Linked DNA regions of Homo sapiens: all the other regions are linked to region 2. A link is a loop called in an ENCODE intact Hi-C map of the cell type or tissue named here. Cell type or tissue: Caco-2. All regions are shown on one strand.

Region 1 (8,000 bases), 690 kb after region 2:
TCACTGCAGGAGCCTCGGAAATGTACTCTCTGACAAGTCATTGAGTGTAGCCAGGGAAGTGTCAGATTAATGCTGATATGTCAGGTCAAGTCAGGCAGCAATATTTCTCTGTGTCTTACAGGAAAAGTCCAAGCTCTTTAGCTGCACCCTAGATCTGCAGTAATCCAGACCTCGGCCTGGCCAGCTGGTTGACCATTTTCCTGTCCATGAGTCCTCATTCTATTCACTGGTCTGTCTATTCAGTGTACCCCAAGTGTGTGTTATACATTCATGCCTGAAACTCCCATCCCTTTTTTCTCCTCTTCTGCAGGTCTCTATGCCCTTCCCAAACCTTCAGACCTTCAGACCTAGCTTGGTGCTTTTCCTTGAGCATCCTAGCTCACATCCTAGTGAGACCGCTCCTGGGGCTGCCGCTGCTGGCACAGATGGGTGGGGCTCATAGCACATCCCTAAACCAGGCGCTGTGCTAGGTGTTTCCTTGTGGATTCTTTCATTTCTTATTACATCTACACAACAATCCTGTGTGGCAGGTGTTGATATCGTAGTGGCAAGTGGTAGAAACCCCAACTCAAACTGGATTCACACATGAAAAGGTGATTATTTCATTTAAATGAAAAGTCTAGGGAAAGACATGGCTCTAGTGATGCACTGGGAACTTTCTCCGTCTCTCAGCTCAGCTTCCACAGAGCAGCTCTTTTCTAGGTTTAGAGAGAGGCTGCAGAAGCTTCTAGCTCTCAACTCTATCACCTGGACAGCAGAAGGCAGCCTGACTCTTTCCCAGGCTTCTCAGCAAAGTCTCATTCTGTCTCCGTGGTTACAAACAGGTCATTTGGCCATCTCTGAGTCAATCATTGTGACCAGAGGAATAGGATTGGTGATTGGCTTTGCCCAGTTTCATGGGTCCTGCTCCCTCAAAGGACCCATGCTAACACAGGGGAAAGAAGTGGTTCTGACAAGAGAACTAGAATTGCTGGAAAACTACAAACCACACGTCATGTTGGTGTCCATGAAACATTTTGACAGTGAAAGAATTTCTGCGCACTAAAAATAAAATGGGTTCTGCTGTCTCGACAGCGTGGGGAATATCTTCAATAAGTTTGAAAGAGCGAGAACCAACTGGAGGTTGGCCACCAGCAAGTATTTTCTGGAGTTGTCTTCGGTTGGACCAGAAGATGAAACATGAACTCCGTTTCCAAATCAACTTATAAAGCATCATCTAAAGCCTTCTAAAATGAGATTATATTTTAATGTGGGAACTAGTGCAAAAATGGACTTAAAGTTTGGTCATTTTCTTCAAAGAATTACCTGACTGGTAATCTGTGTGAGATCTTTTCAATTCGTCCCAGGCTACTGTGATATGGTGGTATCAGAGTTCCTGCTGAGTAACTTTTCTTCGAGAGGTTGGCTACTTAGCATAGGGCAATTGTAAAGCAAACTTGCATGCCTCGGGCTTTGCTGGTGACTGTGACTATGAGCTGGCAGTTGTTTCTTTTCTTGTGTGTGCTTCAGCTTCCAACTCACTCAGCACTTTTTGTAGGTCTTGAGTCAGTCTTTATCACACTAAACAATTTCTCATCTTGGCTTTGCAAATTGCTCTTCAAAACTAATAGTAAATTAACCTCTGCAAGAAAGCACATGAACTAATTCACATGTCCGTGGGCCAGGCTCCACCTGAATTATTGCAGAAATGCAAAAGAAGTTTTTTATATCATAATTGTATCACTAATAGCATGGTGTCAGGCCCTGGACTAAGCTCTTTATGTGATCTCACCTCTTTTATACAGGTGCTCTCTGAGGTACGTACCTAACTTGGCTCCACCTAACAGATGAAGGAACTGAAGTTAGGAGAGATTGTCAGTTACCCAAGGCCACAAGGTTAATATTCAGACCCAGACTGTCTAGCTTCTGGCTCCTTAACAAACATTCTAAAACAATGAGTTATCAGGCTTTTGAGACAATGAATACACACGAAAACAACAACATCAATAGAAAGGGGAGAATAATGGGGAACGAAAGGAGCACTTTGATTATTCACGCACTGGTACAGTGAGGCGTATTTTCCCCCAATCTCAGGAGAATACAGTACTTCATGCTTTTAGACTGAGTTAATGGCAGATATTTAGTTAGGTGGTTGCAAGGGTATCATATTCTCAAAGTGGCGAGTTCTCGGAAGGTTGACTTCTTTTCAGTTTTTGCCCTCTGTGGCCCATGCAGTGAATGCCTAACCTCTCCTCTCCACCCCAGTACTGAGGAGGTGAAATCTGCAGGTGTTGGCTTAAAAGGCAGGAATGTTTATTTCGTACCTTAAGTGGCCACAGCCTCTTCTTCCTGTACCTACCTGCAGCCCCGAGTTCAGACCACCAAGTGGATGGGGTGTGGGTAAAGACAGCCAGGAAGCTTGTCACAGCTGGGTCTGTTTTTTATATTTATAGGAAACAAGGTGGCTTCAGAAAGGACCCTGACGGTCTGGGAGACCCTCTTGCTCGGTTCAGGGCAGGCTTCCTCCCCTAGAATCCTAACAGGCAGTCCTATCCTTGGTCTGTATCTTCCCAGAGACAGACAGCTCACTATCTTGAAGAATTAACCTTGAGCCTAAAAAGTTCTCATGTCCCATGAATCGCTTCTGCCTCAGCATTTTCAGAGTGAAGAACAATAAGGACGGGTACCTTCCCTCATACTCCAGACCTTTTAGTGACCCTAGGCTGTGTTCTCAGTCATCCGACCTCCGCAACGCAGGGAGGAGACGGTATCTTGGATAGTTGAAAGGCAACTGGGTGTGGTTTGTTTATCTCTGGCATTCACAAGCTGGGCAGCTGGTGCCTTCACCTGCTCTGTGGACACAGCCCTCAAAGCCTCTTGGTTTGCAAAGGAAAGGCAGTCTCTCTTTCAGTGTTTTTGTTTGTTTGCTCCTTAGCATGAGAAATTAAAATAAAGCCCTCCTTTTTTAGTTGAATATTAACCCACTTCCCCTTTCCTTTTCCCCATCATGCTTTTATTCTGTCCTTCTCTGACCATCACTCAGTCTCTCTCTTCGGAGGGATCCTTCCTTTTTTGCTTGTCTTTCACTCTCCTTGTCTCTTTCCTCTTCTTTGTACCTGTCTCTTTCCACGGACTACATTCCGTATTACTTATCCTGCAGGTCTAGATGGAATGTGTGCCTTGTTCCTAGAGTAATGGCAGTGCCAATTATTCATCCCAAAATGACTGGGCTTAAGCCAATTGGAGTGGAATCCACAGATTGAGTCACCAACACTTAGGCAAGCGTTGAGGAGACGGAATGGTGGTAAATTCCAGGATGCTTTTAGGCGGCAAAGGAAGGAGTCCCCAAATTAGTGCCACCTAGCGGTTTGCTAGAGTAAGGTCTGCAGCCCAGGTCATCGAACGCACAGAGGAAGGTAATGTTTGGTTTTGTAAATATATTCTTCTTCCATGGCATGGCAGTCCCTGTGCCCTGCAAAGTGTTTTGTCATGATCTTGTTGAATCCTCACATATTGTAATCTCCCTGGAGTGAGGCACCGAGGGATGAAATAATGAGTGGGACTGGGATTCTAACCCTTGCTCCAAAGCTATTAATAGTACTCTTTCCACAACACACACGAAGGAAACTAGAAAGCTACAGAGATGCAGTTTGTACAATTTGGACACCAGAATTTAGCAGGAGTAATACTTTCTCATGATTTTGAGTAGATGCCAAGATGTTCAGAAATGATGTAAGAGAAAGGTTTCATAAATTTAAAGTTGGACAGTAGTGCATGTTTTAGATAGATGGACTTCTATTTCCACAGTTAAAATTGACAGAATGTATAAGATCCACATCTGTTTATAATAAATACAGTATCTCCCTAATACTTCATTTTTTAAGTGGAAAGAGTGTTGACATTTCTGGTCCCAGAATTGTGTTCAGCTCTTTTTTTTTTTTTTTTGGAGAGGCGGAGTCTCACTCTATTGCCCAGGCTGGAGTGCGGTGGCATGATGTTGGCTCACTGCAACCTCTGCCTCCCAGATTCAAGCAATTCTCCTGCCTCAGCCTCCTGAGTAGCTGGGATTACAGATGCCCGCCACCATGCCCAGCTAATTTTTTGTATTTTTAGTAGAGACAGGGTTCTGCCATCTTGGTCAGGCTGGTCTTGAACTCCTGACCTCAGGTGATCCACCTGCCTTGGCCTTCCAAAGGGCTGGGATTACAGGTATGAGCCACCGCACCCAGCTGTGTTCAGCTCTTTTTTCCATCAACAGTGAAAAGAAAATACCACCTCCACCATTGTGGTTTTTGAGATTATTGAAGTCAATTAAATGTCAACATTTACCAAAAAATAACCAAAAAAAGATAGGCTGCTTTAGATGAAATAGCATTGAAGTTTATTAAACTTAGACAACAGAAGACTCTTGTGTAAATCCACATAAACAAAACCAGAAGTTCCCTCAGAAGACCCTCACCCGGATGTACAGGTGGAGTCTAGTGGTCTTTGAACTAAATGTGAGAATCACTGGGCCAGAGGCCTGGCCTGAGTGTAAGAAAGAGGTTAAGAATGGATTCTGTGAACTTCCAGGTTGCCATGAAGGTCTCTCAAAGGCTTTTGCCTCAGGGCCCGTCTCTCTGTGGCCCTGAGGAGAAGTAGCCTTCTGCGCAGCTGCCAACCAGGCCCTGGGAGGCACAGAAAGGGTTCTTTCTCACATCTAGCCTCACAGGGGCCCTGCTAGACCCCACAGGACATATTTATGGCTGTCCTCTTTCCTGCTATGAGGGGAAGAGAAGTCTTCCTCATTGTGCTTGTGTTGATAGCCTAGCACCCTGGACCCAGCACTTGGCTTTACTTGGAAAGAAAATTTATCTGTTGGTCGTGTGAAAAATTCCTCTAGATGGACTTCACTGGGGCTCTGGTTTTCTGGGACTCCCTACCTGAGTGAAGAGAGAGGTCACTTCTCTTCTACCAAAGTAGAAAACACTTTGATATGTAATGAAATGGAGGTTACTGGGTAACTTCCTCTTTCTAAATCTCAGTGAAATTCAGTCCTGGTTTATTAATAATCCCATAATGCTTCACTTCAGATTAACTGACACTTGAAATGATGCTCTCTAATTTCTCACTAGGGTATGAGAGACAGAGAAGTTGAGAGAAAAAGATTAATAGAGAGAGACAAACAGACAATGACAGAGAGAAAACCCAAAGACAGTAATTCAACTGACTCATGAGTTCAGCTGAGTTATTATTTTTAATGTTTTTTGCAGGAACAAACATCAAGAAAATGTTTTGCAACTCCTTCAATCTTCCAGGCAACGATTGCTAAGTGTCCATGTTGAAAATTCATTGAGATGGGTTCATCCACCTGGTCACCTGGTGCATCAGCAGCTGATTAATAAATCCTTGAGCAACTCTTTGGTAAACCCTCCATGTAAGGAAAAGGTAAGAGAGAGAAAGAAAGAGAAAGGGAAGAGGGAATAGAGAAAGGAGAGATGGGGAAAATGTGGAGGGAGAGAAGTGAGAGAGTCGTAGGTTGGAGGAAGAAAGAGAAGGGGAAATGCAGAGAAAAAGGAAGATAAGAGAAAGTGAGGAAGGGAAAAAAGACAGAAAGAGATGCTGAGAGAGAAGACAAAATGAAAAGAAACAAAGAGAACAAAGAAGCCCATGGTATCCATCTTTCCAGCTGTCTCCCTAAGCAAACTTGCTTGCAGCAGCCCCTGGCAAGGCCCCGGTGCCCTAGTTGCATGATAATGAAGTCAGAGTGGCCGGGAGTCTCTGTGCTCTGGAGGGCTGGGCTGTCTCTGATTTCACAGCCTGGCTGGCCAAGCCCAGCCACTGGGGGCCACTGGGAGCAGACATGTTGCCTGGCATCTGCTGCATGGCCTTCTCTTATTCTCTCTGGGTCTGACACGCCCTCATGGGCTGCAGGATGGACAGTTCATGGGAAGGCAGTGAGAAATCCCACAGGAAAGTAGGAGTGGGTCTTGGGTTTCCAGCTAAACTGTCAATGTCATGAGAACCTCGGTAGGAGTGTTGGATGTCTAGCCCTTGGGAGGACAGCAAAGAGGGGGGAATACAATTGAGAGGCTGACCAAAGAGAAGCTTCTGGGCTTTGCTGTCTCTGTTTTCTCCCAGTGAATAAGAACTCTTTTCCCCTTTAATTTGCTTTGCCAAAATTGAGGACAGATGCTGCTCCATGGTGATTCATGTGGAAACAAGAACTTTTCTCTTCTTTCTTCCCACGCTGCCCCCTGGCCACCACAATTTACAAGAAAGATTGGCTCAAGCCTTTTAAAAGTTTAATAGAAATCCAAAGTTGACTGTGAATCAGAGAAAACAAAAGACATTAAAAAGGAGAGAGGTTAAAGAAGAGAGAGAGAGAGATTTTTTTAAAGGGTCAGGAGACACAGAATATTTACATTTCAGGTACCAGCTTTAGCCACACAGCCAATAATGTGAAAACAGAGAAGAGCCAATTGTTTTTCACCTCTTTCTCTTTTGTGCACTAAATCTCAAGCAACTATCTCATCAGAATCCTAACATTTCCAAGCTGAAAAGATCCTCAGAGATCATGTATTCATTTTAAGCTTCTCATTTTCAGGATACAAAACATGAGGCCAGGGAGTTAAATCCCTTGTCCCAGGCTGAGCAGCTTTTCCATAATATTGGCAGCTGAGCGGGACACACCTTGAGTTGCACAGACCCAGGCAGCTGAATGGGTCAGTGGAGCAATGACAATGGGGTTGAATTCCCGCAGAGACCACTTTCTGCATTTGGATACAAAGGGAAGAAGGGAGGGTATAGCCTATTCTCATGAGCTTTTCTCTTAGTAGCAGAACATTGTGGGAATCTGCCTGTACTTTTTTAGTTCCGCCATATTATTTTACCCAGCACTGTTATCAGGTGCTAATGGAGGTACAGAAAGAAAGAGAGGTATTTGGTGGTCTATAGATCCCTCTGTGGCCATGGAGACACTAGCACCACTTTCTCCACCATTGATCTCGAGGAAGTTGTCTATTATTTCTGGCCTCAGTTTCCTCATCTGTAAATTGAACTCTGGAATTCCTATTTGGGCAGTATTTCTGTAAGTTGACATTAATCCAGGGCATAGCATTATAATTGTCACATAAATATTAAGCATTTAATCTTGGTGCCAGTTACTTTTCTTAGACAATGTTGTAAGACCTGTTTTTGTTTCCTGGGCAATAAATGCCTGTTGAATGAAGAAATGAATGAATTTTTAAATTCCTAATGCTGAGTCATTCCAAATTGTTCTCCAGTGTTCGCTTTTAGTGACCTTGAATATAACTAGCATTCTTTCTGCTTTTAGTGTTTTCTCACAAATAAGTTTGGCAGATGACAAAAATTCTTTTTTTTTTTTTTTCTGCAGCTTCTCACTGTTGATCTGGCTGGAGTGCAGTGGCGCGATCTTGGCTCACTGCAAACTCTGCCTCCCGGGTTCAAGTGATTCTCCTGCCTCAGTCTCCTAAGTAGCTGGGATTACAGGCACCGTGCCTGACTCATTTTTTTTTTTTTTTTTTTGTAGAGATGGGGTTCACCATGTTGGCCAGGCTCATCTCGAACTCCTGACCTCAAGTGATCCACCCAACTCAGCCTCTCAAAGTGCTGGGACTACAGGCGTGAGCCACCATGCCCGGCCAACAAAAATTCTTATAAAATGAGAATTGGGTAAAGGTCAGTCAGCCTTCACTGGCTCCTATCTCCCTGGGAGTAAAAGCCAAAGTCATGACAATGCCTACAAGGCCACACAGGATCCACATGGCTATCACTCTGACCCCACTGCCTGCTGCTCTTCCCCTCCACTATCCCTAATCAAGTCACTCTCCTACTTGCTCTACCTTGGACAGCCCAGGCAGGCCTCCACCCCAGGGCCTTTGCACTTGCTGTTCCCCCAGCCGGGACTTCTAGTCCTCCATGTGATCTTCTCCCTCACTTTTGCATCTCAGCAGTTCCTCTCAGGAACATCAGATTTAAAATGGTTCCTCCTTACCCACTGCCCCAGCACTCTGTTTGCA
Region 2 (8,000 bases):
GCAAACTAAAAGTAAGCAGAGGTAGCAATCATATTCTGATATTCTGATATCATAATATCAGTAGAGGCAATTCACAGCCTGAAATACTGCATGAATCAAAGAATGGTTTTCTGTATTGACAACAGATTAATCCGCCATAAAGGTAATCAGTTACAAACCCCTATGCCTCAAACAAACTAGCATCCACTGATATTAAGCAAAATATTTGTAAGAGAAAATATTTATCAAAAACATATTGGTAGGTGCATGTTGAGCATAGACCAGCTGAAGAACAATCCAGATGTAGATACATAATAATTCACACCAGCAGAGGCATAGCCTACAACAGCATGAATCCCCCCTCCTCACTAAGGCCAATTGCACTCTTGCCACTTCCTTTGTAAGAAAACCTGTAAACTAATATGGCTCTGTTCCTGGTAAATCAACCAGCTACTTGCTACTTGATGGCAGGTCCCATACATGGACCCTCCTAGAGGGGAAGTGATGATGTGTTCTTATTGTTCACAGTACACTTGGAATGAGACGGCATGGCAGATATGCTGCAGCATCGGGTAGGCCAAAGTGGAAGGAGAAGGTTTCCAAGCTCCTCGCTGCGTCAGTTCCTCCCCAAGGCCGTCACTGACCTTGGTCCATGTGTGCCCACTCTGTAAATTTTGTTGCTTTGAGACCTTCATTGTCCACTCATGACCCAAGTTAATTAGCAGGAACACTGGCCCTAACAAGAATCTCCAGTCTTAGAATAGGCCCATCCATTACTTAGTGTAAGACGCTTGATGGGCTCACACCACGTTCCCGTCCTATGTATAGGAAAACTGTGCAGAATCAAAGAATGTCAGAGCCTACGTTTTTATGGGCATTTGGCCTAATTTTCTTGTGCTGTCTGGGAAAGGAAATCTGGAAGTTTCCACCTACACAAACTTACAACTTTGTTTATTTTCCTTTCAAGTCTCCTTCTGAGGCCAAGACGTTGGTGAGATGAATAGTCCATTTATTGCCCCGGGTCAGGCCATCACAGTCGGTCATTGCACAATGTGTTTTTTATGTGTGAACTTGGATGCTAAATGAAGAACACTAAAGCAGGCGGGCGGATAGGGGAAATGACACAAACAGCCATTGGGAATGAATGGCCTTGTTTAAAGACTGATTTAAAAGATGACGGGGTCACAGTAGACCCTACCCTGAATTTCAGTGAGCAATGGCTGTAGGAAAATAAACAATTCTAGAATAAAATATATGGAAGATAGTACCCAGGATGCAGTAAATAAAGTTGCCATAATTTAATCTGTTAGAGTTCACTTGTGATCTCTACAGCCAAAGGGGAATTTGTAAATACAGTGAAAAGTCACAGGAGATGATAAATGATGTTGCCAAGTGAAATGTAACCATTGTTATAACAAACGTATACTGAGACCACCTGCCCAGCTGCCATGCTAAGAGAACAAAAAATAAATGCCCATGCCCTAAGTGGGGCAGGGGCAGAATCTATTATTAATCACTCACACATAAATATGAAAAAGTCTAGTAAATCCATTTCATTGAGCTTAGTCTGATAAAGAAGAACTGGGGAACGTTTCAGGGCCCACTGAGGAAAGGATGAAGTTCAGGTTGGGGTCAGGGTAGATGGGAAAGGCAGGCTACTAAAAATGGAAAATAAAAATTTTTGAGGGACTGGGGACAGCTGTCTTTCCTCCAACCCAGGAGTAAGGAGCCTGCCAGGATTTGGATCCCATCTCCTTCTCCTGCGTCTCCCTCTGCGATTGATGAACACCATCTTATTTTTAACTAGAACCCAGTCAAGCAGGAGACAATTTTTTCTTGTCTTAGTAGCCCAGTAGCTGTTGTTCCTCCTTAACAATCGACTCATCTATGCCTTGTGGGCCTGCGACTCCTGGAGCTTACCCTGTTTCTTTGAATTGCTAGTAAACTGCAAACCAAATCTATGATTCACCCTTACCAAAAGTTTTGCAGAACTTCATTTTCATTAGTGTATGTTGTGGACTCATCTCACGTCTGGCCCCATTTCATGTCCCTACACTTTCCTTTCCTCCCTTTTCCTTATCCCGCACCCCAAAACCAATGTCTATTTTATATCATGTTATTTTAAACATTAGATATAGATTTCCAAAACCACCTTAAATGTTTTGATTCAAAGTTCTAATATACATACATGGAATCAGAGTGATTTTTAATAATTGTGGTGTACAAAACACTATGTGCCTTTTTGGATTGGCTTTGCAGGAAAAGACATTTTTTTAAATAAGATCAACAAATAAAGGAATAGCTAAATTGGAACTTGGAAGCAGAATTCCAAATTTCTTGCCTTAACTGGTGGCTCACACACTCCTCAGCAAGTAACGAAAATATTTTAGATCTGTGGTCAAGTAAGCTCCTCCATTTCATAAGTTCAAAAGCAAGAAAAATATCAGGGAATTAATACAAATTCTACTAAAACTTTTAGAGTACTCTGTTTTAGAGGGGCTCTATGATTGCTAATATTTAAAGCTATATATTGTGAAGTTCTAAAACGTAAGATGAATTACAACATTTCCCTAACCCACTTATCACATTTTCAGGGCATGTTACATTTCAGAGGGGCATATATTTGGTTCTTATAATTTGTTTACTTTGATTGTTTCATTATAAAAGAAATACAAGTTTGTGTTAATAAATGAATGATAAAGTAAAAGACAAAAGTCTTCATCCTCTTGCCCTGTCCTCACCTTAATCCCCAGAGGTTACGATTGTTAGCAACTTGGTAACTATCCTTCTAGATCTTTTCTATGTATAGATACATACAAATGCTTGAGCATTGATGTAATGTATATTATAAAAAGAAGCTTTCTATTTCAAATGGATCCAGTGGATACAACACAATTTACTTACCCATTCGGTTATTTAACATTTTCAATGTTTTCTCCCATTTGATTTCAGAGCTGAAGGGGAAAACAGAGAGTGGCATGTTAGCCCCTTATTAACGCCCATCATTTTGTATGCTCCTGTCCACATTCCATATTGAATCCTAGCACATCAGTGGATCATTCACTTACTCTCTCTTTCATCTACAGCAGGAACGTAATAAGAACAAAGATGGTCATACTCTAACAGTCACATCCCAGTGGCTTCATGTTCCCTGGACAGGACTGCATTCACCAATATGTATCCCAGTGCTTGTGATTATTATAGTACTGTGTGACATTTGCATTACATCTGTAAATTCCCAGAATGGCCACCAGAGGGAATCAACCACCCAGCGCATTCAGAGCTATTGAGTCTAGCGCCAATGACACTGGCTTAGCTCTTATCTCGAATGTGTGTCTGCTTACATTGGCTAGCATTTTTTAAAATTAGATTATATTTTTAAAATGGCCATTACTGAACTCCTCTCCAATTAATATACGGAACAATGCAGGCAAAGTGCTTCAGACAGTGCCTGGCTAAATAAACACAGTAAGTTATTATTGTTATTGTCATTCATAAGCCATTTTAAAAAGAAGAGAACCATTCCTTGCTGTGCTATTATCCCTAACAAATATTTCCTGGCAAAGGCTCATCTATTTAGTAACAGTCCAATGCATAGTTACCACGCCGCTCCCCAAAGTGCTTTGGTCTTGGTTGCTTGATTAACTTCAGGATAAATGAGTGGCCCTAGCCAAGAAGACTTTTACAATTTTTCATTCTTATTTTCTGTTAAATATATGTTGCCTTATATACCTCTCTCTCCCCCTCCGCATACAATAAAATGCATTTCATGAAATACACACATTATATAGACTCTTTCATCAGAGAATGGAGGGAGATATTCTGGAAAAATGCATTTTTTAGTTACCACCATCGCCAAGATAGACTTTTGGACAATATTAAGCTTGTTGTCACTCACAAACCTTATTCAAGCATGTCCATGCCAATGATGAATGGATACTTTCTCTAATAAGTGCTCACAAATACAGCTATGGGAGGATTCCACCAAATTTACCTCAATTTCCATTATTTCAATATGCATTTACACATATTCTGATGTTTATTGACCAATGCTCCGTAAAAATCCAAAGGCAAATGAGTGAATGATGGTAAGCCTCGAGACCACACGGTGGCGCTGTTTCATCATACTTGAGAGAGGCTTTAGCACTTTGCAGGAGACCACGGCCCCCTGAAAACAGAAGACCATGAATACAAGAATTGCCTTCCCTGTGTTACTCCAATTTGAATGAGAGAACCCAGTAGAGTTTAACATTTAGCATTAATTCGTATCTAAACAACAAAACAGCACCAAAATGCAAATGTGAGGAAATCATTGCTGAAAAGTGGGTTGTTGGAGAAATGATACATAAATGCTTCATGCTGTTAATTTATGCTACCACTTTTCATAGCAATACTGCAAGCTCTCCCTAGATGTGCGAGGTGTTTTCACTTTCATGCTTATATTTTGTTCTCCACATGATCCAGTGAAGCAAGCAAGGGGGCTTTGATCTCTATTTTACAGCTAAGGAAACTGAAACCTTTCCTGGCACCCAAAGATTGCAAAATCTTCTGCAGCACAAAAGAGTTTTTTGTGTCCTAACATCTCTCTGATGCTTGTGAGAAAGTGTAAATTCCAGTAGGCACTTTACCCAAGCCACCTTGAGGCTCTGGTTTTTTAGTTCATCCCACCCCAGGCCCAGGCAGATATGGTTGAATTCTAAGGTTTCCATTCTTTCCCATTGACCAGAGCAGGCTGGCACCCAAAGTGCTGATCAGGAAGAAGGCCCCTCTTCCACCACCATCACAGAATCCCCAAGGAGCTTGTCTTCCATCCTAGGCATGTAAAATGATTTACTATCTGCGCCCTTCAGCTGTAGAGCTGAAATCTGCATCCTGTACCTAGTCCCTCATGATAGGGAAGAGGTAGAAAACAAAACACCCTCCACTCATTTCTTATTCATAGAGCAGCCAATGTAAAATATGATTACATACATGATGGATTGGATCCGACAGATAGTATAAAAGGCAAGCCGGGGAACATTAACTAGGGAATGGATTTTTCAATGATTTCCAATGTCTCTTGTAGTCAACAGTGAAGGGAAGGGAAGGGATGAGACAAATGCAAAGAGACACACACATAACTTTCAGTATCAAACTTTAAAATACATTTCACTCTCAGATAAAGGCTTATTGCGTGTTTATCCTATGCTTTGCTGTGTGCTTTATATACGTGATTTCTTATTTATTTATTTATTGAGATAGGTTCTTGCTCTGTTGCCCAGGCTAGAGTGCAGTGGCACGGTTTTGGCTCACTGCAACCTCTACCTCCCAGGCTCAAGCAATCCTCCCATGTCAGTCTCCCTAGTAGCTGGGACTACCGGCTAATTTTTGTGGGTTTTTTGTTTTGTTTTTTGGTTTTTGGTTTTTGTTTTTTTTTGTAGATACAGGGTCTCACCATGTTGCCCAGGCTAGTCTTGAGCTCCTGGACTCAAGTGATCCCCCCTGCCTTGGCCTCCCAAAGTGCTGGGATTACAGGAGTAAGCCACCGCACCCAACCCGATCTCTTTTAATTACCTTTGTTCTACAGAAAAGATTAAAAAAAAAAAAGAGGTTCCAAGAAGGAAGTAAAGTACCTCAAGTTTACCCACCTGGTAAGTACTGAGCAGGACTTGAATCCAGACCTTGTCTTGCACACCCAAACTGCTCTCCTCGTCCATGAGCCGCCCTGCTTGCTTCCCGGACCCTGACGCTATGATGGCCAGGACCTACCTGTATGTTTATAAACCACTATCAGCTGCTGGCCACTCTAAATAGGTGGCACCTGAGACCAGACGCAAACTCCTGAGAAGCGAGTGAAGCTGAAGCCTGAGGCCCTTCTTCCTCACAGGCCTCTGTGAGTTCTGTGAGGAGTCATCGAGTTTTCCAGAAGAGAGGAAGCTGGGTTGCAATCAGAAAGCATTTCTAATCAGCCATTTTTGGTAAATTGCCTAAAGAGATCTTCATGAGAAAAAGGATCTAAACTTACAAGTCTCCAATAATTTTTTGTGATATCATTTTTCATTCTAAAGAAATGTTCACTTTCCTGCCTAATTTTGTATTTGTAATTGTATATTCTTTTTAAAAGAAATCATATGAGCTTTGGGCTTCACAAAATCAGGATCTCCCCTGCCTGTGCCTTTTTCCAGTGCTTAAACATTTTGCCTCTCATCCCCTAAAAAGCTAAACAATTTATTGTGATCTTGAAGCCATCATTGCTGGGCATAGTCCTGAAATATAGTTTTCCTGCAAAAGGAGAGGGAGGGGAGGAAGAAGGAAGGGAAGAAGGAAGGGAAGAAGGACAGAAATGCACAAGATTATATGTAGAGTTAGTAATTCATTTAATGTTAAGGAAGGAAAGTCACCACCATTACAAGCGCCTCTTTAAAAAAAAAAAAACACCCTTCCACATAGACTGAATCTCGTCTTCTCTTATGAAGGTTCTAAATTCCTAAAGATGGCTTCAGTGGACCATCCAATAATCAGATAAAAGGTCCACATTGCCGTGGACACGACATGGCTAAAGACAGGACCTAGACTTTGTTCCTGGGATTTTGTGGCATATTGTTAACACAAATCACCTGATTACGTTAGCCAGCAATGATCAGTCATGTATTCTTTCGCCTTCATCCTGCTTCTCCAGTTAGAGGGTTTTGAAAATCCCTTAAACAATTCAACCACTTGTTACGGAAGGTTTCCACAGCCTCTTGTCTCCTTTGTCACACAGAAATTCCCCCAAATCATCTTGGCTGCTTACATCTACAGAGCTATAAACGGGATGCGAGTCCTCAGCGGGGAACACCAGAGCCCTCTGAGGGTGGGGAGCTTGGCGTCATACCAACTTCCTGGACCCACACTATCTGGGTTCACTAGTTATACTGATCAGACTGGCAAGTCCTCCTATGGGAAACCTTGTTTTGCGCCCCTCCATAGACATCACCTTTGTTTTTAGGTAGTATTGATCACCCGAGGATTCGGGTTCAGGCCCACGTCATTCTAGGGTCTCAGGGTCAGAGCAAGTAAGGTGATAAAGTAAAAGGGGTTAAATAATCTTATAAACACATATTCACACTGGAGATTTCCATTTTTTCTATTTCTTTTTATGAAACGTTTATGCACGCTTTATGGTTCTAAAACACAGGCTGCTGTTTAAGCCATTCACAGAGATAGAAAAGAAAAGAGAAGGAGAAAGCTTTTTAAATGTGGGGGCAGGGGAAAGCGGTTAGTGGAACTTCATCTGCTGAGTGTTCATACAGAGCAGAAATAAAGAAGTGTGTGTCTATCCTATGAAGCCTATAAATCTTAAGGAAACCCAACTGTTGCCGACCCAAAAGCCTTCTGCAAATTTGCTCTTCACAGTATCTGACCCTCCAGGCTCATTGTTCTGTGTTTTCCTGGATTGATATGGCCTAAAATCAAAACTGCATTCATAGCTCGGAAGTAATTTAATAGCTCTAGTCTAGAATTAAACTTTTTGGTCATTCATTTTGATTAATTGCTAAAAGAAATTCTGGCGCTTATACCCCTAAATACAATTTTATTTTGTGGAAACAGAAAACTTATTCTACAAAGAAGTCAACCTCTATCATAAATTCACCATCCAGGCTTGAGTGGTTTGACGTCTGGGTGCTGTACCTTGGAGACATATAATTGAAGCCCACGTGTAGATGTAGAGGTACTTTTAAAAATTTCCTCCTTGAAGATGACGTTTAACTCCACAGAGTAGCTTTCTTTGTCTTAATTCTCTGGGCTTCCATTTTTAAAAGAAAAAGCTATCCTCAAAGGCTTTATAGGGTTATTAATTACACAATGTCACCTATCGACAGAAGAAAGCCACTGTGACAGTCTCTAGCTGTCTGAAATTTAAGTAGGCTTACCAAAGCTCTTAAGACGACAAACACATGCATTTGTAGGACGGTTCCTGTCCCACTGAGGTTAACTAAATGGTCTGGGGATGGGCAAGGAGAAAGAAGGGGAGCACTTGCAAAGTAGCTGGCTCCACTTTG
Region 3 (8,000 bases), 420 kb after region 2:
CAGGGCCATGATCTATGGGTTGCTTTAATGAGAGGTTTGTCTGTCATTGCCACAACCATCATATATCTGAAGAGACACAAATGCCCACAGTGAACTCAAGATGCACCAAAAAATATATCATTATAGTAGGAGAAAATGCTGGCTCTTCTAAATGGAAAGAGTGGAGAGCTGACTGGGGATATATCTAAATTTTCTCCTTGTCTAAGAGCTAACCTCTTCAGGAAGGAGATGAATAAAAGAATAACTATTAAGAAATAACTGAGTAAAATAATCTTCTCCCTCCATTCTAGCAGCACTTTAGGTCTGATCTTGCCCTTATAACACTCCGCTTTCTACCTTGTGTTATGGTGATATGTACATGTGGCCAGGGGCCGGATACCCAGCAGGCAGTCAGTTAGTGCTCATTGGATGAATGAATAAGTTGATGTCTTATTTCTTCTCCTAACTGATTCCTGTGGTTAGATTCTGCATCTTGCCTTTATATCTGCACCCATGTCTAGTGCACTATTTTGTGCCAGTTAGGGCGTAAGCTCTGGGTAAATATTTGTTGGATGAATAAATGAATACCCAAAAGGGCTTCTTCTGGAGGAAGGCCAGGAAAACATTCCTTTGATGAAAATAATTTGTAAAGAGGCAGGGAGCTACTGGAAGGCAAATGTCTGGGGAGGAGAGACAGGCCTCTAGGTTGAATAGAAGTAGTGGTGGTGAGGTTGTCTCCAAAGAAAGCAGGGGAGGAAGTGTGTGAATAATAAAAGAGGAAATTGTCCACCAGGAAAGCATCTCCAGCTGGCTGTGATAAATCTGCATTTTGTACCAGCAAGTAGGGAGAGTGCCTCGGGAGAGAGGGAGATCAGGGACATGGCCAGTGGTTTGGCAAAGGTAATGACGATGATAACCAAATTGAAGCTCCTGTGTCTTTTCTTTCCCTCAACCCCTTGTCTCCCTGTATTGCCACCATTTGCTTTCATTTCTCCATCAAACCTCCCTCTTACAAGCTCTATTTTCTCAATTTCTACTTGACCTTCACATCACTTGCCTGTGGCTTCCACCCATACCCCATTGCAAGGTCATGAGAAACCCCCATGTTGCTGCAGCAACAGCTCTCTCCATGTGTATCTCACTGGAGCAGCTGCTGCCTCTGTTAACCACTTCCCCCTTTTTAAATGTCTTGTGCTTTGCCTTTCATGTCGCCCCATCTTGGGGTTTCTCTCCTATCGCTCTGGTCTCTGCCTCTTTCCCTCTTCTTCTCATCCCTTCAGTGCTGGTGCTCCTCAGGGGCTCTGTCAAAGCCTTCCCTCCCCCACTCTCATGTTCCCCCTGTGTCATGTCATCTACTTTAGTGGCTACAGCTGCCATATGTATGCTGGGGTTTCCATTCCTGGATCTCCAGTCCAGGCCTCTTTTCTGAACTGCAGGTCTCTTAGAGATGTTCACTTGGCCATTCCTCAGCCATCGCTTTCCAGCAGCAAAAGCTGAGAGCCTTGCTGTCTGCCAGGCCTGCTTCTCCCCTGGTCTGCCCCTTTCTGTGAATGGCATCACTACCCATCCAGATGCTTAAGCCAAAAACCATTCATCTTCCTCTGCCCAAGCCAGAAGTCATGTTCCCTCCTTTCCTTCCCTGTCCATGTCCAGCTTGTCATCAAGGCCTGTAGATTCTGTCTTCTCCGTGTCCTTCAAGTCCATCCCATTTTCTCCGTCTCCACTGCCACCATTCAAGTTCAGATCATTAATGTCACCTTCCTCGGTTACTGGACAGTCCCTTGATTGGTCTCACTGCCTCTTCTCTTCTCTTTCTCCCATCTTCTCATCCTCCAGTCCACTTTCACTCTCAACTGCAATGATCCTTCTCAAATACAGTCTGGACTCTGTATTATCCCCGCTTGCATTTTCCCTGCCCTTTAGAAGAGGTAAGTCCTTAGCATGGTTGTAAAACGCTTAATTATCTGGCCCCTACTTACTTCTTTAATATAATCCCTCACCCCTCCAAAACACCCTCTGGCCACCCATCCAGACACAACAGAGCCTGTTTCAGCCAGCAAGCTGAGACACTTCTGGCTCTCAGTGCCATGTCCTGTCTTGCCTCTGGTTCCTGCAGGCCACACCTCAGCTTGTGTATCCTCCAAGAGCCTATCCATCCACATAGACACTCCTTACTGTGGGCTTCTGCAGTAGATGTCCAGGCAATAGCCTATCTGCTTGACTGGGCTCCACGTGCTGTGGTAACAGAACTTACTCTTCTCTTTGTCTTTGGGGACTTTAGGCCTTGCTCTTAGGTTTCACTCCTCTGAGACTGCTCTTGAAGGACCCTGGACAGGGCTACTCAAGGCAGAGGTGATCCGTCAAGGTGTGGGAAGAGCCTGACTGCCCCTGCCCCATGCAGCCTTCCAAAGGCTGAGGAGTCCTACCACCATCAATGCTCCTTGTATGCATCCTCTTGCTATGTTACAGTTGCCTTGTTATTTGTTTGGGACCCTCAGAAGAATGCAAGTTTTGGGTTTCTGTCTTTTACTTGTCCAACACTTTGAGCACCTGCTGTGTCCTGGGATACAGCAGTCATGGCCACTTCAGTTGTGCCATTTGTGCCTAGCTGAGAGGGCAAGTGGGGGCTGAACACAGCCTGGGCTCCCCTCTCCAGGCCACATGCTCTGGCTTGGGGCTCTGTCCCTCAGAGGAAACATCTTCTCTACACACAGGTGCTGTCTAATTGCCAAGCTGTACACCTGCCTGAAAAAGACAGCTTTTTCTAATTCACAAAAAGTACCCAACAGGCTAAGGCTGACCCACACATTGGAGGACAAGATAAATAGGTTCCTACTCTCACAGTGCTATCTGTCTAGCATGGGAAGACAAAACGTAAACAAAGAAATATATAACCACACAGCAAAACGTTTCGGATGGTGAAAAGGCTCTACAGAGAATTGAAGAGAGTATCTGGGGAAATGCTGTAGGTTGGTGGGTCCAGGAAGATGTCTCTGAGGAGCCAGAGCATTTACGCTGAGATCCCATGATAAGGAAGCCAGCAGTGTGCACGCGAGAGGGAAGAGACTGCATGACATCCCTAAGACTGGTATGGTCTTGGTGTGTTCGAGGAGCAAAAGAAAAGCCAGAGTGGATGAGGGCTAAAGGGCAAGAGGAGAGACAAATGCGATGACCAGGGGATGCTGACCGGGGGCCAGATCGTGCAGAGTTTCGTAAGGCCTCTCTACCTGTTCACCGTATTGTGCCCGAGGACTGGCTCGTTGCATTTATCCAATAAGTACCTGTTGAATGGGAGAATCTCATCATGCCTCTGTGTACAGAATAAGTAGCTCAAGACAGAAGCTCCATGTGGCCCCGGTGCCCTCTAGTGACCACAGGCTCCAGCCCAAGGCCCTCCATGGCTTCATCATCTTCAGAAAGTCACTTACTTCCCTTGTCTTTGGGGCCCAGCCTCAGGGTCCAGCAGTAATTCCTGGAATTTGTCTTACTAACTATTCTCTGCAAGTGGGACTCAAGCAGTTAGAAAAATCCGTGCTATGAGTTTCATAGTCAGACTGACAGCAGGCCTTCATCCCTTACCCAAGCAGAGTTTCCAAAGAGAATACATGGATGTCTAATTTCTCAGGGGAGTGCAGGGAACCAGCATTAGCAAGCAAGGTCTCTAACAGCCTTCAGATCTGGGTGTTTTGCAGCAGTCAGGATGACCTCCAGGTAGTCTCGCAGCTCAGGCCTGGCACCATTTGGCCGTGCTGGCCTGACAAGATCATAGCTACAGGCTGTACACTCTGTCCATGAGGACGTGCTGCTGAGGACCCAAGCGTGGGCATAATGTATGTATCAAAGACATATTGTAGCATGTGCACAGACACAACATCCCACTCCTGCTGTTGTTGTTTGCTTTCATTTGGATCCCAACCCATTCTGGGCCCATTAAGCTAATCACCCAACAAATTCTGAACTGTCATCTCATCGTGAGGCTGTTCCATGCTTGACTGAAAAACCTGTTTTCACCCAACTTCCCTGGAAGAAGCCTACTGCAGCCCATTTACAAATGTATGCATCAGTAAATCAAAAGTGACAGCACAGATCTGGCTTTTCTGGGAGAGGGGATGGCAGAGGGAGAAACCCAGTCCTTCCCCTCTGTTTCTTAAATGATGCCATATACACAGCTTTATTTGAAATGTTCTTTAAAAATAGGTCATCTTCAACTTCCTTGATAGCTCATTCTCTACATCGGTGAAACTTTGGCTCCTTTCATTTTCCAAAGCCTCTACCTGTGTTTTTCTGTGAGTCGAGTCATCCTCCACTGAGCCGAGTGAAGGAATCTGGCTCTCCCAGATGTTTGCAGGTATTTCCTCTTCAGTTGTCACTTTGCCAAGTGGAGCACATGTGTTCTTTAATTTTTCTTCATTAATCAGTCTCCAAATTCCTTTACACTTGCTCCTCAGGTGATTCCATCAAATCAACATATTTCTGGAGCTAAAAATGCCTGGAAGAATACAGCCTTCCAGCTGCAGCCATCCAAACGTGTGGATTCGCGTATGTTCCCTGCACTCCATGGCCATATGTTTCCACAGGTTCACTTCCAGGAGCGTTCTGTGTCTCCATTTGCTTCCCTGCAAATGCATACTTAGTCTCATCTGTGAGTTTTCTAACTGAGTCTTAAGGCATCAAAAATTAAGAGCATATTGATAACAGCCCAGTGTTGGTGAGAGAGGGTGTGGGGAAATGGGCATTCTTGTACCCGTTGCTGAGAATTTCAATTGACCTAACTTATTTTGAAGGCCATTTTAAAATAAAATGACCTTTTAAAATAAAAAATACAGAGACCCTTCACCCAGCAGTTCAACTTCCCTGAATCTATACTGCACCTGTATCAGTGTGGCATTGTTTATAGTGGACTGTATCAGTCCATTTCCACACTGCTATAAAGAATGCCTGAGACTGGGTAATTTATAAAGGAAAGAGGTGTAATTGACTCACAGATCTGCATGGCTGGGGAGGCCTCAGGAAACTTACAATCATGGTGGAAGGCGGAGGGGAAGCAGGCACCTTCTTCACAAGGTGGCAAGGGAGAGAGAGAGCAAAGAAAGAAGTGCCACTTTTAAGCCATCAAATCTCGTGAAAACTCACCCACTATCATCAGAACAGCATGGGGGAAACCACCCCCATGATCCAATCACCTCCTACCGGGGTCCCTCCCTCAACACGTAAGGATTACAGTTTTCAAGATGAAACTTGAATTGACGCAGACCGAAGCCATATCATAGCCCAAAGTGGAAAATAGTCTCAATGTCCATCAATTAGAAATTATTACATAAATGAACTAAGTATATTTTGCTATACTCATGTAATGGAAGTCCAAGCAACAGTTATAAAAAGAAAATAACATAGATCTATGTGCGCTGACATGGATAGATGCTAAAACAATATCATGAAATTCAAACAGCAAATTGCAGAACAGTATGTATGGTATGAAACCATTTTTGTAAATTTTTATTCTAGCTATTCACAGAACAAAATCTGGAAGGATTCACACAAATCTCTTAATGGTGCTTTTTTTTCCCCCTCAGGTTGGGAACTTTCTACAGTGTACATGTTTAAATTATTGGACTTTTTCTGTTTTTCAGCAATGGTGTATTACTTTAAAGTTCAGTAAAAACAACGGAGGTATTACTTTATTTTTGCTGTGCTCTTGAACCAGGAAGATGAGCTTTTATGCCACCTATTCCCTATTGCCCCGATTGTTCCCTAGTCTTTCTCAGACATGGAGGAGCTTTCTGTAGGCTAATCCCAGAATTCTTTGTTTTCCCTCAAAGACCAGAACAGCAGCATCATCTTTTTGGGGTTTAGTTAAAACTTTAGCACGTAAGGTTTTCTTAAGGTGGCTTTCAAGTCTTAACCTGCACTTCCAGGCCCCTTTAACCCGCTTTTCTTTCCTCTTCTTTTCTTTTCTTAACATGTTCAGATTCTTTATGGATTATTTCAACGGTCTTATTACCCATTTTTTAAAGGTTTTGATCATTTTCTAAGCATCTGTATCTTCCCCCTCCTTCCCCATCCTTTCATGAGAGGAGACACCTGTTTCCCAGCCTGCTTAGAATTACTCGTTGATATTTGTTTCACAGAATTTTTAAAAGAGGGCCAAAGGAATCGGACATGACCTTTTGCAGCAGAAATAACTGTCTTTTGTCTCACTCCTAGCTCTTCCTGCACGAATACTGTACATGCTGTGTGTGTTATTACAACAGTTATTTTTGTTGGGTCTTTTTATATCTACTTTATTTTTGAGGTGGTGATTTATTTAGTCAGTGTACTTTTAAAAAAAACTAGCACTCCTACAAATTTATTTCTCATTATTTTTAATTTTTATATAAGCAATATATACAGAAAATTGTAAAATACAAGTAAGCAGAAGAAGAAAATAGAAATCACAAGTATTTTTACTATCAGGTATAGCAAGCCTTAATAATTGGGTTTATTGCCTCCTTGATAATTTCTACATATATGAATATTTACCTTTTCTTAAAAATGAGATTATATTTAATAAATTATTTTATAACCTGATTTGTTAATACTTAACAATGTAGCATAAGTAGTTTCTTATCATTAAATGTAGATAATAACAGCAAGTTTAGCATTTACTGTATGCCAGGCATGAGACTACACATTGTATGTTATTTTTTCTCCTAATTTATCTTACGCCCACCCTTCAGTAGGAAATTTTCTTATGGCACTCTTTATCTGGAGTAATCTCTCTTTTGTTGTTGTCGTTCTGTTAGTCTCTTCTTTTTTAGCTTTCTCCTACACATGGCTTTCATGAAGTGAAACATATTTGTGATTTTTTGTTTACAGATTAAGCATTATAAATATTAACCCATCCAGTGCTCATGACAATGCTGTATGTTGGGTGATATTATTACTCTCATTGTATAGATTTTAAAAACTGAGATACAGAGAAGATAACTTGCTTAAGGTCACACAGCTAGTAAGTGACAGAGCTGGGTTTTAAACCTAAGCAATCTAGTTCCGGAGGCTATGCTCTCAACCGCAAACTCTCATTTTCATGACTAAATCTATGATAATTATTTCACCACTCCCTTCTTTCTGTGCTTTTAGGTTTACTCTTACACACAGCAGAGCGATGAACATCTTGTTCATCTATATCTTTGTACATGTGTTCAATTACTACCTTAGGCTAGATTCCCATGAATAGAATTGCTGAGTCAAAAGGTTGACGCATTTTTTAAAGGTTAGATACATATTAGTCAAAGTTTTTAAGCAATATGCTTTCTAAGCCTCTTTGATCTTTATAATTCATTGTTCCTTTCTAAAAATATATAACTGTCTTCTGCGTTCAAGGATAATTTTTTTTATTAATATGGGGCTTCTTGTTCTACTTCCTCCCCTTTCGTTATTTCTTCAAAATGTTTAACAAACTAATACATTTCCAGAACACATTATGCTTCATCTTGTCACTATTTCCAGTACCTTGTATCTCCTGGACTTTATGCAATGCGTGTGTGTGCACAGATGGAATATGTTCCACCATTTGGCTTAATGACAATTTTTCACACCACTAATTTTCTTTCTTTATTTTATTTTTTCTTTTAAGCCTCACAAGAATTCAAGTAACATATATAATAGTTTTGTTTTCTTGATTTCAATATATGTAAATTTGGGGGGACTGCCTGGCAAGGATGAATGATGTGTCAGAGGTCTAGAAGACAAAGCTCTCACCTCTGCCTCTAACTTGTTTTATGACCTTGAGGAAACCACTTAATCATTCTGCATTTCATTTTCCTCATTTGCCAAATGACAAAGTGAACTAAATGACCTTGAAAACCTATTTTTTTTTTAAGTGTCAGCCTATCCAAGACGCAAGTTGATCTTTGAAAAGTATTGTTTGAAATTAGGGCAAATATGTGTGTGTGTTGGTGGGGCAGAGTTGGAGGCACTAAAGATTAGTTTCAACATATTAAAAATGTTTTGTGCTCTGACGCTTGACCAAGGCCTCCTGA
Region 4 (8,000 bases), 390 kb after region 2:
CTGACTCACTCTGAAAAATCTAAAGGGCAGGTTGCTCTGAGATTGTGGCCTTAGGGGATGACTGAGTATCTAGAAATTGTCAGGGCGGAGGATACGTCTGTTTCCCGTGAACCAGATGTGAGCCAGGCCCCAAGGTCAGTTGGCATGGGTTCAACTTAGATCCTGTCCTGGAGAGCTACTTGGAGGGGAAAGGGACACTGAAGGGAGGGTGAGCCTCCAGATTTCCAGTGGCCAAGGAAGGAGCTCTAAACAGCCAGCGTTTGCCTGCACAGAGGATACGACAGGCAGGCCAGGAAATTCCCAGTGATTGTTGCCGGGGAAAGGGGTGTTTTTCTGAGGACCCCATGAATCATTCCAGAGAAAGAAGAGTGTTTATAAGGTTTCAAAGAGGTATAAAAGATCCTTATCCAACAATGTTTTTTTAAAGCTCTTACTATGTCAGGCAACCCCATTACGTATGAATAAAAGAAATGGCATGGAGAAAACATCCCTTTACCTGCTGTCCATATTCTACATGCTCTAAATCATAAAATATTCAGCACCCAACATTCTAACAGGGATAGTCTCTTCTATGATAAAGATCAGTTTTTTTTTTTAGTTTTGATACTTATCGTTATTTATTACAAAGCTTGTGATTTGGAAGAAAATTTGCATTTGTTAATTCTTAAGCATGATAAAATGGAAAGTTGGGTCAATAGCTGGATAATTTTTAGAGACTAGTAATCAAAGCAATTGTAGAGTTAGCTATTTGATTGGCATTGCGCAGAATGAAAAGCCTGATAAAGTTTACTTGTGTAGAAAGCCACACTGGCTGCCCAGAAGCTAACTCTTTGGGCCCAAATTTTACTCTTCTGAAAAAGAATGTGCATCTATTTCATATGTAAATCTTTCTTCCCTCTCCTCCCTTCTCCTCCCCTCCATCCTCCCGTTCCTTCCTCCTCGTCTTTCTCCTCCTCCTCCTCCTCCTTTTCCTTTCTCTCTTTCTCCCCTCTTTCTACCCCTCCAACCCCTTCCTCTTTCCCTCTCCTTTTCCCCATCCAAACTTAGACACATGCTTACTTGAATCTTTATTACTATATTAGATTTCTGTGTTTCATATCTAGAATGCTCACTTCTAGCTCTGCTGGAATGGTATAGCTAAAGGAGAAGCAGTGAAGATTGTGGGCCAAATGCACAATCGTTGTCAGACAAGTATCTCAGGATGTTCCCAATACCATAATTTTACTTTCTGTCCCGTCATAAGTTAGGGCCTATTTAGGATTTGTTATGGAAGCTGGTATGTGATTATTCATTGATTTACTCAATAGCGCACTGTGTAAGTCAATAAATCTTTGGTCCCTAAACTGGTGGTGTCTTAAGAAGCAGACTTGAAAGCATTCTATTGCCTTATCAGTTTCCTGGGAGGATATCTGAAGATTAAAAACTGCAGTCAAGGTAAGCATTTGCTAGGAAGTTAATTATTGGTATCTCTGAAAATGGAGGTACTGGCATCATGCAAAAGAAAGGAGGAACGCACTGATTGAGTTGCTTGTTTAATAAATAATAGAGGATTCACAAAGCAGCAAATGTAGAAGAGATGTGATGGGAAGGCAAAATTCCTTTGTGAGGTGTCACTTAAGAGAGTGCTGATTGGTCAGAAGATGAGTATAAACTGAGAGGAGGGGCTGTGGCAGGAAAGGGGGACCCTGGGTGTTAAAGCCCAAGGCGATAGAGCACATGCTGAATGAACTGTTATATCCTTGCCCTGTGACACATTCATCCCCAGGAACAAATGTCCAGGGAATCTTGTGTTCAAGGTGATTTTTCAAGTGTATTGTTTATTATTTAAATGTAGCAAATCACTTAATCCAGTGTAATCAGTATGTAAGAATTGCCGTGAACTCCCTCCTGTCCCAGTAGCTTTGTTAGCATCCTTGAGGGCTGACAGCAAACTTAATCAGGCCAGCTTGAGTGGAATGGCTTTGGGTGATTTGCATTCTGCAGAATTGCCAGATTCCTGTCCTCTAACACAATAATGAGTGTTTCCATCCAGTGGTGTGAAGCATGTGGAATAATTAGCTCTCAGCGTTAAAGATGTGACTAGTAACGTCCAAGCCTCCTTCCTCTTAAGAGTATGATTTTCTTATGGTGACATTTTCAAGAGGACATCCGTAATCTCTCATTTTGGGGACAGCAGGAAAGAGATGTGCCTGGATATATCCTATCAGTGTTCGCTGATTCGCCTTCAGCTAAATCATTTAACCAGACCAAGGGAACTGAGATTTGAGAAGCTCAGTTGTCTGTAAATCTAATGGTTCCCAACTTACAATCACTTCAGATGTTTTGAGGGGTCTGCAGCCTCTTTTATACATTTTTAAAAGCCTAATAAAAAAGCTAATGGAATAATTATCTATCAGTAACTACATAATAAGTTCAGTTTGTTTTGGAGATCAGATCTTTCAAATCATCCAGTTTGAAGGGAAAGAATAAAAGGAGTCTATGAGTTACAAGGTTGGTGAGTATGATTAGTCAACATCAATTTACAAGTAATGGTATTCCTACTGTGGTGAACCGAATAATGGTCCCTGCAAACATGTCTCTGTTCTAATGTCTGGACCCTGTGAATATGTTGTTACATGTCAAGTGGGAATTAAGATTTCAGATGAAGTAAGATTGCTAACCAGGTGACCTTGATTGAGATGGGCAAATTACCCTGGATTATCCGAGTGGGCCAAGTGTAATCACAAGAGCCCATTTAAGGCAAAGTAGAGTGTGAGAGTCAGAGAGTCATTGAAGGATGCTCTGCTGCTGGGTTTTGAAAAAGAGAGGAAGGGACCAGGAGTCAAGGAAGGTGGACAAAATAGATTCTTCCTTAGCGTCTCCACCCAGCTGTTGAATTTGCCTCCTGGGCACACAGGAAGTCTGCATGCCCAGCCCTTCACATCCAATTGGGGCCATGTGGAATGTGGCCCAGGTGATGTTGCTCAGAAAGAACCCAGCCCAGAAAACACCTTGATTTGAGCCTAATGAGACCTATTTTGAATTTTTGACTTCCATAATTCAAGATATTAAATTCTTGTTTTTTTAAGCCACTGAGTTTGTGCTAATCTATTAAAGCAGCAGTAGAAAACTAATGCATTTAGCACTGCATCTTTCTGGATTTTTGGTCATTTTAAATAAATCAGCTAATAGTGTCTACTGGGTATCTCGGCATACAAATAACTGTGTCAAAGGAGTTGGAAAAGTATGGAGAATGTAGAATAAATCCAAACTCTAATTGTTGTCTACAAGCTCCTGCTTTTTCTCTCCTTCCTGTCTTTCCAGCCTTACCTTATGTTACGCTGCACTCTCTCAGCTCCCACTCCTCCAGCTGTCTTTCCATTCCTCAGACTTCCTGCCGTGGGCCCTTGGCTCATGCTGTTTCCTCTGCCTTGAATACCCTTATTCCAGATCTTCCAAGAACCGGCTTCTTCCCATCTTTTAGGCCTTAGCTTAACCCTTCCTCCTCTGTTAGTCAGAAGAGTCTAAGTGCTATCACTTACAACCCAATATCCTAGTGGTTTAAAACAATAAAGCACGTGTCCCTCACGTCACAGTGCAAGGTGGTTGGGGTGTGTGTGTGTGTGTGTGTTGGGATAGGAATTGGGATTCTGCTTTGTTCCACACAGCCACCAACCATTCCAGCTTGTGACCTCTCTTTCCCCCGGTGCCTTCTCGGAATCCTTAGCAGGATCTCTGCAGTCACCTGCTGAGGAGCAAGGAATGCGTGGAGGATTGTGTGGGCTGGGCCTGGAATGAACATCACCTGGGCCACATTCCATATGGCCTCACCTGGATGTGAAGGGCTGGGCATGTAGTCTTCCTGTGTGCCCAGGAGGAAAATTCAGTAGTTGGGTGGATAATAGCCCTGTTCTGCCCTTCCTCAGAGATGCCTCTTATAACCGTGCTAAGCAGATCTGTCTCATTAGCCTCTATGAAAACACCTTATTTAGTTCCTCCATTGCACTTTATACTCAATAATTTTTTGGCTTCTTTGTTAATTGTGTTCCTCTCCAAGACCAGAAGGGTGTGAGGATAGGAACATGTCTGTTTTGCTCACTACTATGTGCACAAACCTGGCAATGCAACATCTTGCACAGAGTAGATTACCCACCAAGAATAGTTTATTAGTATGTGATGAATGGATGATGAATGAATGACCCAACAAGTGAATGAATGGAAAGCATAGACCTTGTCTAGAGGGTATCCACTATTATAGCAAGGACAGAATAAATAGGTCATAGTCTTTTACAAGAATAAATTTCAAGAAGCAGCCAAAAGCTTTTTTTTTGTTTTTGTTTTTGTTTTTAGAAATAAAGGACTTTGGCCTACGGTTCAAAAAGTGTTTGGAAAGTCACCGCTCTTTGGGTTGTAGAATTTGAGTCCAGTCTTCCAGATGAGCAGCCTGAGAGTAGCAGTGCTCTCCTTATTTGGGTTGATTAATTCTGCTCTTGTATTTCTGAGAAAGTGTAGACCCTTTCAGATACCATCCTAACTCTTCCCCCACCCTTCCCTTCTCCACTCATAGAGGACAAAGCATTTGGCTCCTCTCCTCCTACCACCTGTTCCTATTAATATATTCACAGTGGCCCCCGGTGGTGGGAGCATGCCACCTCAGATGAAGGAGTTTTCTAATTTTGCTTCTCCTTTTCTTTCCCATTGTCATTGTCCTTTCTGGCTTAGCATGAGCTAGTGGCATGTGGCAGTCTGAGAAGTGGAATGCCTAACCCAAGGAAATAAATGATGCATAATCAAATCCAGTTGCGTAACTTCGGGAGTTTGTGTTTTCTTCTGTTGATTCACGAAGATCAAGGAGCTGATGGGAATAGGTTCTGGCCTTGCCACCAAATGTGCTTCTCCTCCCATTTTCTGAGTAGGGCTCCAAGGGAGGTGCTGGGCCACTTTGCCACGCAGGCTGGTTGCTGCCTCATCTCCTGCAGGTGAGGGTGGAGACCTCGCGGGCTCATGGGCCCTGCTGTGGCTGTTACATGGATCCAGGTTGTCTAGGGTCTGGGGAATGCTGCTGAAGGGGCCCAAGTGCCTGTACCCTGGAAGCACTGGCCAGGCAGGACTCCCTGCCTCAAATGGGCCTCTCCCACCTTGTTCTGTCTCTCATGGGGCAGGCACATGGCATTTCCTAGGTGGGGGGACCAAGAAGCTGTGGCTGGATTAATTCTTGTGAAGAGTACAATAAACTACATTTAACTTACTTTCCCTTACTTCAACATGGTTACACGGATAAAATACATTAAAATGAACACTAAAATCAAGTATGTGGACAAAGATGTATCAACAGGAATGTTCAGTAATAGAAAAAAAACTGGAAACAACTTATACATTCACATAAGGGAGGAGATAAAAATAAATTATGATACATCCATAGAGTGGAATACTTGAAGCCATTAAAATTGAACATGTAGAAGAATATTGAATGAATATAATCACATTCATGTTTAATTTTTAAAAATCAAGCTGCAAAACAGTGGGTACCATATGATCCTGTATTTGCAATTAAAATGTATACAAATATAAACAATGGAAAATATAAAGATTGAAACGGGATGCTTAGTTCAGTAAATGGGATTATGAGTGATTGTTGTTTTATTCTTAGTGCCCAACGGTAGTTCCCAAATTTTCTGTATTTAATACATATTTGTTTTGAAAGGTGATATAAAATTCTAAAATGGTATTTTAAAAATTAGATGACTGTCTTAGTTCATTTGGGCTGCTATAACAAAAACATCACAGAGTGGGTGGCTTATAAACAACAGAAATTTGTTTCTTACAGGTTTGGTGTCTGGTGAAAACCCATTTCCTGATTCATAAACAGGGCCTGTGTCCTCACTGTGTCCTCACATGGTGGGAGGAGGAAGGTGGTTCTCCAGAGTCTCTTCTAGATGGCACTAATCCCATTTCTGGGGGCTCCACCCTCATGACCTAATCATCTCCCAAAAGCCCCTCCTTCTGACACCATCACATTGGAGGTTAGGATTTCAACATAAGAATTTTAGGGGGATGCAAGCATTCAGTTTATGACATTGACTAAATTCTCCAAATAATTACTTGTTTATTAAAAAGAAAACTATTGAAAGAATTCTTAAACAACAAAACAAGTCATTAATGTGCAATTTAAAAAGCCCCATAACCTGCTTTTCTGTCTGTCCTCAGTACAGATGTTTTCCCTTCCTACTGCACACTTAATAAGTCTCCGAGCCTTGTAGATTCATTGTAGATTCAGCCTTGTTAGCATCTCTTGTATCCAGTCCCTCCATCATATTCTCCCTGCCCCTGCCTTTGTCACCTGTTGATGGGACTCCCTGCCTCCTGGCTTTCACTTACACCGTTCCATTGTCCTTCCTGTCACCGACAACCTGGCAAATGTGATCCATCTTAAGAGGTTCAAGGGCCACGTGTTCTCTTGGAGTCTTTCCTGGCAGTCCCCACTTTTGTCTCCAGAACTGATCCTTCTTTATGCCTCACTCTTTGTTCTGAATCCTCTCACAGAACCTTTTAATCTCTACTGCGCTTCCTGACACTTACTTTGTGCCAGGTACTTTATATTTCTCCCGTATCCTGGCTGTATCCCTGTGAGGATCATAGCCCCACTTCACGGATGAGAAAACTGAGGCACAAAGAGGCTAAGCAACTTGCAAAGACATCACAGATAGGGACTAATAAGATTCAGGTTCAAACACAGGCAGTGTGGCTCCAGCATCTCTATGCTGAGCATATATATCTGCTGCTGCTTCTCATATTTCTAAGGTCTTTCACTTGTCTCTCTTCCCCTACCACATTGTAGAGGGGGGATCATGTGTTAAATTTATCTGTATTTTTTTGGTGCCAAGCCCAGGGGCTGGCATGTAGGAATCTCATAATAAACACTGATTGAATGGCTATTTAGGCAACGAGTATTTACTCAGCATCTGCCATGTGTCAGGCATTGTTTTAAGCACCCACCTGAAATAAATAAGCAAGAAAACAGATCAAGAGTCTTGCCCTCAATAATGGAGGAGGGGGGTGACTTAGATTCTAGAAGAACATGTCAAGGGCAAGTTAGGTAAATGATTGAGGTAATATTTAGATGACATTTTTACTCCTGTATCCATGCTTCTCTAGTTCTCTTCTTTTAAATTTTGGGTATGATTTGAGGCAACTACAGTACTGGAAATTAATACAAATCCTTCATTTGTCATATCAGAGCTCTGTAACTGGTCACATATAAGCGAGCTGTCAGTGGTCGAATCATGACTGCCTGTTGCTTCTCAATGGTTTGAAAACAGTTTTTTGAAATGGCATTACATTTCTCATTTCTTCATGCTCTTCTTTCTTGCTTATCTTTTCCACTTTTTTTCTGCTTTGCTCCACCTGTTCTCTTGAGAAACCATCTCAATCCCTCCTGCTTCTTCCTACCTCATTCTCTCCCTCCCTTGCTTCTTAATTTCCGTTCCCCTGAACCTTGCCAAATATGTTTTTTTGAACAGTTGATCAAAACTCATCAAGCACAATGTGATTTTCTCTTTCAAACTGTAGGTAAAATGGAGAGGAATTAATCTGACCAAAGTGTGTGTCACCACATGCCATAGATTTTGTCTGGGGGCAGAAGAAGGGAAAAGAAGCTAACTTTATTATAGAGGTCAGAGCAACCTCACAATGTCGATGTGGTTTCTGATTTATTGTAACACAGCAGAGATTCAAAAGGATTAATAGTCTAAGTGACCTAAATAATAATGAGCGTGCAGAAGAACATGTTCTTCAACATGTTGCTTACTGCCGTAGAGAGAGTGGAGCTCTGAAAAAAATTTGCTTCTCCTGCTTGAAGAATACATTTTTCTAGGGTGTCACTTATTAAGATGAAATTGATGTATTAAGAAACTCAGACTATTCCCAAATAATGGCATTATTTTTAAAACAAATGGAGTCTTACAGGAATAGAAATAACCTATTATACTTGCAAAATACCAGCTTAAAATATACCACCAGAA

Evidence for each region. Peaks named below come from ENCODE experiments on the same cell type or tissue, not always from the same donor. Only the 100,000 strongest peaks of a DNase experiment are listed, where the experiment ranks them.
Region 1: a loop joins it to region 2, with 11 times the contacts of the local background. A loop is called at or near these places in 9 of 110 quality-filtered maps.
Region 3: it touches region 2 in a loop (12-fold over the local background); 18 of 110 quality-filtered maps call a loop at or near these places.
Region 4: a loop joins it to region 2, with 9 times the contacts of the local background. A loop is called at or near these places in 3 of 110 quality-filtered maps.

Annotation. Positions count from the first base shown.
Region 1 is chr7:29,606,610-29,614,609 of GRCh38, forward strand. No RefSeq gene overlaps it. Among named protein-coding and RNA genes, the nearest start is that of PRR15, 47 kb to the left of the region's middle. In Caco-2, CTCF peaks have their summits at 3,324 (motif pointing left) and 3,526; DNase peaks (open chromatin) are centred at 800, 2,782 and 3,302; H3K4me3 peaks cover 188 bases.
Region 2 is chr7:28,918,728-28,926,727 of GRCh38, forward strand. No RefSeq gene overlaps it. Among named protein-coding and RNA genes, the nearest start is that of TRIL, 36 kb to the right of the region's middle. In Caco-2, CTCF peaks have their summits at 3,238 (motif pointing right) and 4,093 (motif pointing right); DNase peaks (open chromatin) are centred at 3,254 and 4,114.
Region 3 is chr7:29,342,462-29,350,461 of GRCh38, forward strand. The region is part of intron 1 of CHN2 (chimerin 2); the gene reads left to right. Among named protein-coding and RNA genes, the nearest start is that of CHN2-AS1, 140 kb to the left of the region's middle. In Caco-2, a CTCF peak has its summit at 3,346 (motif pointing left); a DNase peak (open chromatin) is centred at 3,340.
Region 4 is chr7:29,304,873-29,312,872 of GRCh38, forward strand. The region is part of intron 1 of CHN2 (chimerin 2); the gene reads left to right. Among named protein-coding and RNA genes, the nearest start is that of CHN2-AS1, 100 kb to the left of the region's middle. RefSeq lists an enhancer at 4,960-5,528. In Caco-2, a CTCF peak has its summit at 4,636 (motif pointing left); DNase peaks (open chromatin) are centred at 1,659, 3,759 and 4,605.